Regions from separate parts of the Mus musculus genome. Here region 2 is linked to region 1. A link is a loop called in an ENCODE intact Hi-C map of the cell type or tissue named here. Cell type or tissue: heart. All regions are shown on one strand.

Evidence for each region. Peaks named below come from ENCODE experiments on the same cell type or tissue, not always from the same donor. Only the 100,000 strongest peaks of a DNase experiment are listed, where the experiment ranks them.
Region 2: it touches region 1 in a loop (9-fold over the local background); 28 of 42 quality-filtered maps call a loop at or near these places.

Annotation. Positions count from the first base shown.
Region 1 is chr17:25,799,279-25,804,278 of GRCm38, reverse strand. No RefSeq gene overlaps it. Among named protein-coding and RNA genes, the nearest start is that of Metrn, 4.7 kb to the right of the region's middle. In heart, a CTCF peak has its summit at 3,027 (motif pointing right); DNase peaks (open chromatin) are centred at 998 and 3,048; H3K4me3 peaks cover 881 bases; H3K27ac peaks cover 1,597 bases; H3K27me3 peaks cover 965 bases.
Region 2 is chr17:25,729,739-25,734,738 of GRCm38, reverse strand. Rpusd1 (RNA pseudouridylate synthase domain containing 1) reads right to left here. Exons shown (of 6, transcript NM_028009.4): 6 at 3,275-4,370. The coding sequence ends at 3,961. It also overlaps a transcript of Mslnl not described here. Among named protein-coding and RNA genes, the nearest start is that of Mslnl, 3.8 kb to the left of the region's middle. In heart, a CTCF peak has its summit at 2,472 (motif pointing left); DNase peaks (open chromatin) are centred at 2,468 and 3,462.

The sequences.
Region 1 (5,000 bases):
CATGATGATAGGGAAGCTGGCTTCTGGAACACCTTCCACGGAGGATTCCTGCATCATTCATTCCTGATGACGCTTTTGGAACATCTTACATCCTGAGAGAACTGTGTCAGACAATATCCAAGTGCCTGACCAGGGACTTTCGTCTCCTGCACAGAATATGGGGTAGCATATAGGGCCAGTTCAACCAGGATGCTTTCTTCACGGGTCAGTCTTACTTGTCTTAAGCACCCCTCTCTTAAGACACCCCTCATCTAAGGCTATTATTATGTTCCTCACCCTTGCCTTGATGTCAGAGCAGAGAACACTGTCTTCTATCCAGGCTTCTAAGGTCCAACTCCACAGAATGGGGATGATGAAGACTAGGGCTGCTGGCACATTTGGCTCGGATAGAGAGGGAGGAGGGAGCATCATGGGATCACTCCTAAGCCTAGAGTGATGATGATAGCTCTACACTGTCTCTAAGTCTTACCACAGGAGGTTCCAGGCATGGCCTTTCAGGGTTCTAGTGTGGAGAGTGCTGGGGAGACACACAGCTGGGTCACATCTTCCCCAGGTCGTTCCCCTCACTGAACCCCTTCTGGGAAACGTAGTTGGGCTATAAGGAGGAATACCTTGAGTGCACAGTATTGGTGGGGAGCGACCCCTTCAAGTGAGTCACCCTGAGCTCAGGTAGATACTTTATGCCCCCGATCCTCTCTACCCTCCTTTCTTCTCTCTCCCTCTTTACTTACCCTCTGTCCTTTTCCATTCCTCTTCCTGTCTCCCTATACTCCTCCGCCCTTTCCTTTTCCTCCACCCTGTCCCTGCCAAGAGCCAGAGGCTGAAGTGCACAGGAGAGAAGCAGGTGGAACATCAGTCTGGCTGCCCTGATGACAGGGTGAGAGCGTTGAGGTTCTCTGCTGGCCTCTGCTTTGGCCTGGCCCCACCCCCTGTCAAGACTGAGGATGACTCAGGGCCCAGCTGACACCTCAGCAGCACGAGTCGCCTAGTGATGGCGGTCTCCCGGCAACGGTCGTCTCCTAGCAATGGGATATTTTCCCCTGGCCCTGGCTGGAGCCAGTGGCTATTTATAGCTCAGCTTCAAATCAATCAGCAGCTGCATTTTAGGCTTGTGTTGGGGGGGGGGGCTTCTCAGCAAATGAAAAACTACAGAGATAGAAACCTCAATGCCCAACCCCCTGAAGTGCCAGGCTAATGGGGTGGGGGGGAGATGTATCCAGAAACCATGGGAATGGCTGGAAACCTGAGACTTCTTGGGAGCTGACGGCTATGATTGTATCCTGGATGAGGTCTCTGTGTTCAAGGGGCTGATGGCTGAACCACCCTGAAACTGCCTAGGTCCAGCTGGGTACAGCAAGGGAAGGCAGTGCTCAGGGGGTAGGTACCATTGATGCACTTTCCTGGTCCCCTGGTGCCCCCACCCATCGTTATTTCCACCTTGCAGCTCCATCCAGCAGGACACACATTTAATCCTGGCTGTAAGGGTCCTGGTGCCACAGGCTCACTAAGGGATACAGGAACGCTCTCAGGTTACCTGTATCTAGCCCCTACCTGGCTTCAAATGTTATCTGCTATCTGTGAAGGGGGCAGTCCTAGGCAGGTGGGAAACTTGTCCCCCCTTTCTCACAAGATCAAGGAGAAACCCAAACTCACCCTCTGTCAGTAGGTCAGATTTCAGGTTATATTTGTGGTTGTGTTTGTTCAAATCTCCATGGTCCTGGAGTCATTGGCTTTCTAATCCCTGTCAACTCTCCTCACTTGTAGCTCTTCCCCGAATAGCCCCAATTGGATGGCCTGTTCATTGGGAACCAGCTGCATGTCTCCCATCAGCTCTCCTGCTGAACGTTTGGGCTGCTTACCCTCCACTCTGCTTAGGGACCAGCATACTGCACATACATTATTGATGTCCTCAACCTGCAAAGGCCTGTGTAACAGGGGACAGTATGGCTGGAGATGGGGTGCCTGAGTGGTGACACTCATAACAACCAAGGCCTCTGTTGTCCCCACTGCATCCACAAGTGCAGTACATGGCCCTGGGGAAGACAGTACAGAAAACAGGTCTCAGTGTGATTTCCAGCCCGGACAACCCCTATGATGGGTAATTTTTGTTGTTAGCATAATATATGTGTGAAGGGAGAATTCAACTGAGGAATTCTCTCCATCAGATTGGCCTGTGAGCATGTCTTTGAGGCATTTAGCTGACTCTGACACTTTAATCTATCTCTCATCTTTCCATCCATCCATCCATCTATCATAGTAATGATCAAATAAAAAGAGACATCTTCCTTCCTTCCTTCCTTCCTTCCTTCTTTCCTTCCTTCTTTCCTTCCTTCTTTCCTTCCTTCTTTTCTTTACTTCTTTCTTGTTTTTTTTTTCTTCTTGTTTTTAGATACAGTCTTTCACTGTGTAGTCCTGGCTGTCCTGGAACTCAGTTCTGTAAACCAGGCTGGCTTTGAACTCTCAGAGATCCACCTGCCTCTGCCTCTGCCTCCTGGGTGCTGGAACTAAAGGTGTGCGCTGCTATCACCCGGTTGCAACTCATTTATTAAGGTAAGGGCACAAAGTCTTGAGACATTCAAGGAAGTCCCCAAGCTTGAGCATAAACAGCTAAAGGTTCTCTGAGATGTGGGGTGCTCTCTCATTCATCCTTCATTTTCCTTCTGGGTATCTAAAAGCACCAGGAGCAGCTCTGTTGGACCCTGAGGCTACTCATGGCTTTCTGGGATCTATACCCATGGGCATCAGACTTCTGCTAGCTAATGATGGTCAAGGGTCCCTTTCCCTGACCAGTGTGAGAAGTGGCACCTGTCTAGAATCTACCATCGTGACAGAATCATTGTTATGGTGCTAGAAGATGAAGATGGGAAGAGTAAGTTTAATAGAGAGACTCCGGTCAGGTGAGTGTTTCTTTCAGACCAAGTTACCCCTTAGTAACCTCTAGCAGTTACCTCTTACTGCTAGGTCTCCTGCCATTGCCCTTGGAGGTTAGGGTCGGACGACTTCAACTCTGAGACTGGCCAGCTCATCCCCATATTACCATTAGAGGGCGCCTGGAGACTACTTTTCTGCCTCAGTGGCTTGCAATGGGAAGTACCAAAGAATTACCAAAGTAGCTGCAATTTCTCAGGCTGGATAGTTGTACTGTGGTTGCCCGAGGTGTCTTGTATCCTCGGTACAGGCCTTGGTGTCTGCTATAATTTCATCAGGCATGTCATATTTTTCTTTTTTTTTTCTTTCTGTTTCCAGATTGATTTTAAAGTTTTAAAATTATAACCACAGAAATCCCCCTGCCCCCGGGACTCCACACTTGAAAACACTTATTTAAAAGGGGTTGGGTAGAGAACTACTTGAATTTACCTGCCTCTGCCTCCTGAGTGCTGGGATTAAAGGCGTGCGCCACCATGCCCGGCTGAATTTACCATTTTTATTTTTGCCATGCCTTTCCATTGAATTTTATTTTATTTTATTTTATTTATTTATTTATTTATTTGTCTTTCAAGATGGAGTTTCTCTGTGTAGCCCTGGCTGTCCTGGAACTCACTCTGTAGACCAGGCTGGCCTGAAATTCACAGAGATCTGCCTGCCTCTGCTTCCTGAGTGCTGGGATTAAAGGAGTGTGTCACCACTGTTTGGCTGAAAATATTGTATTTATGATTTAATTTTTACATTTTTTTTTTACCTTTAGGTGTGTGTGTGTGTGTGTGTGTGTGTGCCCGTGCATGCATGCATGAGAGTGGATTTGCCTGTGGCGACAAGAGGCATCAAATTCCCTGAAGATGGAGTTTCATGCTGTTGTGATCCTCTTGATGTGGGATCTGGGAGCACAGCTTAGGTCCTCTGCAAATGCAGTAACGTGTTCTCAACTGATAAGCCATCTTTCCAGCCCATCTGACTTTGTTATTTATTTTTTTTTTTTTTTATTTTTGTTTTGTTTTCTTAGACAAGGTCTCTATGTCATCCCTGCTGTCTTGAACTTCTCTAAGTAGACCAGGCTGGCTCCAGACTCAGAGATCCTCCTGTTTATGCCTCCTGAGTGCTGGGATTAAAGGTGTGCGCCACTATTTATTACATATTCTATTTGTTTGAAACAGGGTTTCTGAATAGCCCTGGCTGTCCTGGAACTCACTATGTAGCCCAGACTAGCTTTGAACTCACAGAGATCTACTTTTCTCTGCCTCCAAGTGCTGGGATTAAAGGTATGTGTCATTATGCCCCAAATATTACTTATTCTGATAGATTACAAGATCTCATCATATAACCAGAAGGTCTGGAACTCTCTGCAAAGACACCAATCTGACCTAGACTCACAGAAATCCACCTGCCTTTGCCTCTCAATAGCTGCAGCGTCTCAGGTGGCCTCTTATTTATTTATTTATTTATTTATTTATTAGAAATTTTTATTTTATTTTATTATTTATTTATTTAGGTTTTTTTTCAAGGCAGGGTTTCTCTGTATAGCCCTGGCTGTCCTGGAACTCACTTTGTAGACCAGGCTGACCTCAAACTCAGAAATCTGCCTGCCTCTGCCTCCCAAGTGCTGGGATCAAAGGCATGTGCCACCACGCCAGGCACTTTCTACTTTTAAAGGATGTTATTATTGTTGTTGGGTGCTGAGAATGGAATTCAGGGCCTTGCACACCATGGCAACACCTCCTCCCTACCATCCTGACAAATTCTTAACTGTGAACTCCTATAAAGTAAAAAATAAGTTACATACTTCCACTATACAACAGCACAGAATTCATTCTCCTATTCCAAAAGAGAGAGAGATAGGACATGGAAAGAAGATATGATATGAGACCAAAGCAACATCCAAACCCGGACGTCAAGGGTTTACGATAGAATCATCCGGGCTTCATTCTGTTAGAAATAAATTTGAGGTTGCAAAGAAAGAGACCTCCACTCTAACTGAAGTGTCTCAAGAAGGCAAACCTTTACTGCTGACCAAGGAGTGAGCTGCTCACAGCATGGAAGAGGCAACTCAGACAGGGATTGGTTTT
Region 2 (5,000 bases), 70 kb after region 1:
AGTCAAGTACTCCACCACTAACTTACATCTCCTGCTTTGGCTTAAAAGGCTGCTCTGGACACGGAGCTGGCTCCTGGGAGGAGGTGTCATGTGGTGGGGTCTCCACCTACCTCCAGGTCCCAGGTGGGCTGGAGGAGAGTTTCTACATTCTAGCTTAGGCAGAGGTCAGATACTTGGCTGCCCAGTGTGGGCTTGACCTCTAGGGCAGCCCTAGGCCCAGGATCAACAAATGATCATAGCTGTAGAGTCATAGCTGATATGGCCACATCCCATCCCTCTCTTCTGTTGTGGCTAACTGAACCCTCCCACAGCCTTGCGCTAGTTCAAATCCTGACTTTCCAGATGAGTATAGGGGGGCCCAGAGAGGCTGAGTGAGTGGCTCTAGGGCACACAGTAAGTGCCATTGCCAGAGAGCCCTGAGCAAGGCCTTCCGCACACTGCCCCTGCTTAGCTTGACCTTGTCTGAAGTGCTGGCCAGGTTAGCCTTGTCTTAGATGGCCCCTCCTCCAAGGAGCCGTGTATAATTAATTAATCTATATCCTTCCAACCTTGCCTGCCTCATAGCCACAGATGAGGGCGAATGTGCAAGCTGGGTCCCCCACTGGGACTCTGGAGCCTCAGCAGGTGACATCCCACCTGGCATGGGAGCAGGTGCTAATCAAGTAGGTACAGGGGCCCAGGAGACCATGAGGACTGGCTGGGATTTTCTAGGCAGACATAGTTTTTGGAGTGTTTTCTGGAGCAGGGCCCAGGCCTTCTGCTCCAACTTTCCTCCAACTTGGTCTGTCTGCCTGCCTTCCATCTATCTCACTTCTCCGTGGCCTCAACTTTCCACTCTGTACTTGGCTACTGGGATAGTTCAGAGACCTCTCCTACCCCTCACACTGACCACTGGTGTTCTCCCCCGAGGGCAGGCTATAGCTGGTATACTGGTGCTGCCTAGGCACTTGGCACAGCTCAAATCTGGCAGAGCCTGTGCCATGAGGTTGAATTCTTTTGCTCCCACAGCTGGCCTGTCCTTTGGGAGGTAGGATGGGTCATGGAAGTTGAGAGGAGCATTGGCCCTGTCTGGGGACCCACCTGAAGCTCCTGTGCCCTGGAGGGTGCTGGCTATGATGCCAGTCACTGCTTTGCTTCCTTTTCCACCAGGGCCATGCCTACCATGGGGGATTTGCTTCTTTCTCTTTGTAATAATATGTGTATGTTTAAGTGTGTGTATGTATGTGAGTGCATGTGTTTATGTGTATGTATGAGTACATGTTTGGTGCATGTGAGTATATGTGTTTATGTATGTGCTTGTGTGTGAATGCATGCGCATGTCTATGTGTATGAGTGCATGTGTTTATGTATGTGAATGCATGTGTTTCTGTGTGTATGCACATGAGTAAACGTTTATGTATGAGTGCACATGTGTGTATGTGCACGTGTTTATGTGTATGTGAGTGCATGTATGTGTTTATGTATGTATGAATGTGATTGCATGTGTGTGTGTAGATCAGAAGACAGTCCTGTCAAGTGTTAGTCTTGCCTTATCTTTCATATTGCTTAAGTCTTTTTTGTTGCTGTTGTTGTTTTTTTGTTTTGTTTTGTTTTTTTGAGACAGGGTTTCTCTGTGTAGCCCGGGCTGTCCTGGAACTCACTCGGTAGACCAGGCTGGCCTTGAACTCAGAAATCCACCTGCCTCTGCCTCCCAAGTGCTGGGATTAAAGGCATGCGCCACCACTGCCCGGCTTGAGATAAGTCTTATAGTTCAGAGTTGCATACATCAGGCTAACTGGCCCATACCCTTCCAAGGAGTCTCCTGTCTCTACCTCCCATGCCACAGTAGAAACTTGGGACTGTGAGCTAGCATGTCTGGCTTTGTGTGGCTTCTGGGGATCAAAACTCAGGTCTTCACACTTTCACAGCAAGAGTGTCGTCACCCACTGAGTCGTCTTTCCAGTCCTCCCCAAAACTGCTTTGTAAAACAGGCTCTCTTCCAGCAGGCTGGCTTCCACCTTGTCATGTAGCGGAGGACTTTGAACTTGGGATCGTCTGCCTCCCACCCTGGAGTGCTGGGATTACAGGTGTGCACCACCACATAGAGGATTGTTTGTTGCTTTGCTTGCTTGAATGTACTGCTGGGGTTGGAACCCAGAGTTTCATGAATGCTAAGCTGAGCTAAGCCCAGCCTTGTTCCCTCTGGGATAATTTGCCATTGGTGCTGGCTTGGCTTCTCAGAGGCAATGGCTCTCTCTTTTCCGTCTGAAAGCAGCCTCCTTATGCAGGAGCTGCCCCGGTATCTGGCATGTGCCTTGGTGCTCAGGAAAGTCTTTTGGGAATCTTGATAGATCCCTGTCTGAGGCCAGACAGAGAAGAACCCCTGAGAACCATGAAGTTGTGAGGTTGGCCCAGCCCCACTCCCTACAGGTCACAAGCTGTGGAGCATGCTCCTTAGAGCCCTGTGACAGGACCCAGCAGTGCCCCCGTGTGGTGATAACAGGTATGACAGCTGCTGAAGAGAGGTGAGAGCTTAGGAGTTGGCTGCCAGGGAAGTGAGTGCCCAGAGCCTGGGGCTGCAGAGCCATCCCTCCAGATCACCACCATGACTAGGCCTGTACTAACCAAGGGGTTGAGGCACAACAGGAAGAGAACTGTGTCTCCCCATGGAAAGACAAGGAAAAAGGAAAAAAAAAAACTTCGTGAGTGGCCAGTGGGGGCTAGCACAGCCTTTCAGTCTACTCCAAGCTCTCCTTTTGCAGACTGGGAAACTGAGGCACAGGAAGCAGAAGCAGGGCCTCATGGCCCCGGTTTCCATGAAATATCTACCAAGATCTAGTGGGCATGGCTTCTGGTCTGGTCCATCACGGGAGTTATAGTCCAAAGCCAAGAGTGGGGGCAGCTGAGAAGACACTGCAATGGGGAGGGACTGAGCAGTAGCCAGGCAGACTTCAGAGGGAACGTTGGCTTTGTGATGTCCCTCCCATGAGCACTGGGACTCTGGGCACCTAGGCTACAGGTCAACATGAACAGTGGCTCTCCCAGAGACTCTGTTTTAAAGCTGCTATAATGCTCCTAACTGGGAGGGGCCTTCTGGGGCCTGGGCCTAAGACCCATCTTCTGGTTCCTACTGAGAACCCTCGAGTTTCTCATTGCCTGTGAGAAGGAAGGGCGGCAGCAGCCATGACCTTGAGGTCTACAGTGGGTCCTGCTAAGCAGTCACAGGCTAGAGGTCTACCAGGTTCAGCAAGGAAGGGTTAAGGGTACCCCACATCAGATATGCTCATGGTCACTCTCAAGATTGATCACTGAACATTTATTCTTAATCCTAGACCCTAGCTACAGCCAGGGTGCTGTGGCTGTGTTGTGGCAGACATGTGAGGCCCAGAAGGCTCCCAGGAGAGGACCCGAAGGCTGGCGCTGATAATCTATGGCTATGTGGAAGCCAGGCAGGTGGTGACATGTCAACGCTCCAGCTAGGAGCCCATAGAACAGAAGCGGCATCCATGGCAGGCTTAGAGGACTGGGCATGCATGGAGGATGCCTCTGTAGATGCCCCAACACACTCCCATGCATTGGGGCCAAGCGCTAGATGCAGGCAGAGGAGGTGAGGCCCTGGCAGAGTTCAGGAAAGGCAAAGGCACATGACAGTGGCGGGCAGCAAGAGACAGGTTGGGGGCTGCAGGTGACCCAAGTCCAGGTAGGCTAATGCCAGGATGGTCCTTCTCAGGCACTGTGGGGCCCTGGGGGATCCTCGTTCCTGGCCTTGCCCTTCCTGGCTAGGGGTTTGGGCAAGCCTGGGGCTAAAGAGGCAGAATGCTGTACCAGAAGGAAAACCTGAGCTTCCTCTGGAGAAATGCCGAGCGAGAGAAGACTTACCTACTGGGCATCTCTCCCACTGCCCGAAAACCCTGTCCTCAGCAATCATGGCTGCCTAGCTGCTGGATGGTGTGGTTCTCAACCCCCAAAGCCCAGAGGCCCTTAGTTGTCCGGCTCTAGTGTCCACTCTGATAGCCACTGCAGGCACGATGCTCTCTGTGCCTCAGTCTCAGGAGGGGGCCGACCTGGCCTGGGCTGTGGGGTGGAGGGGCTGCAGGGCCTTGGCCCTCCACTCATAGGGTCTGGGTCAGGGTCAGTCCTCAGGGCCTGGATGAGCTGTTCAAGGGGTTGAACACAGGTACTGGGACTCCAGCAGGCATCGAGGGCAGGCAGGAAGGGGTCAGGCGTACAGGCCTCCACGCGCTCTGCCTGTGTGGGGATGCGTAGGTAGAAGGCGTGCAGCATCATGCGGAAAGGTTGGTCCTCCTGGTCCTCAGCCTGGCCATAAGTCAGGTCACCCACGATAGGGTGGCCAAGGGCACTGCAGTGCACACGAAGCTGGTGTGTCCGGCCTATGGGATCAGGGACGGGAGGTCAGGCTGGGAGGAAAACCATTCTTTGTCACATCCCTTGCTCTTACAGTATCCAACAAGTTCTCTGGGTTGGCTGCGGAGTCTCCGGGCAGCCCCCCGGCTTGCTGCTGTGTGTTACAGTGTTGAGGAATAAACTCTCTTCTTTCTCCTTTTAAAGTTTTTTTAAAGTATATTTTAATTTTGAGTGTGTGTGTTGTGTTCCTACATGTGCCTGCTTGATGCTACACTGTTGAAGTAAATCAGAAGACAACTTTTTTTTTGAGACAGGGTATATATATATATATATACATATTTTTTTTTTTTCTTTTCTTTTCTGTGCAGCCTTGGCTGTCCTGGAACTCACTCTGTAGACCAGGCTGGCCTCAAACTAGCCCTGGCTGTCTTGGACCAGATGGGCCTCAAACTCACAGAGATCTGCCTGTTTCTGCCTCCCAAGTGCTGGGATTAAAGGCGTGCGCCACCATTTCACAATGCTCAGAAGACACCTTCTAAGATTCTCCTCTCTCCTTCCACCATGTTTGTCTGGGACTCCAACTCAGGCTGTCAGGCTTGGCAGAGAGCGCCTTCGTAGTTAAAAGATAGGTATGAACTTCTGATCTTCCTGCCTCT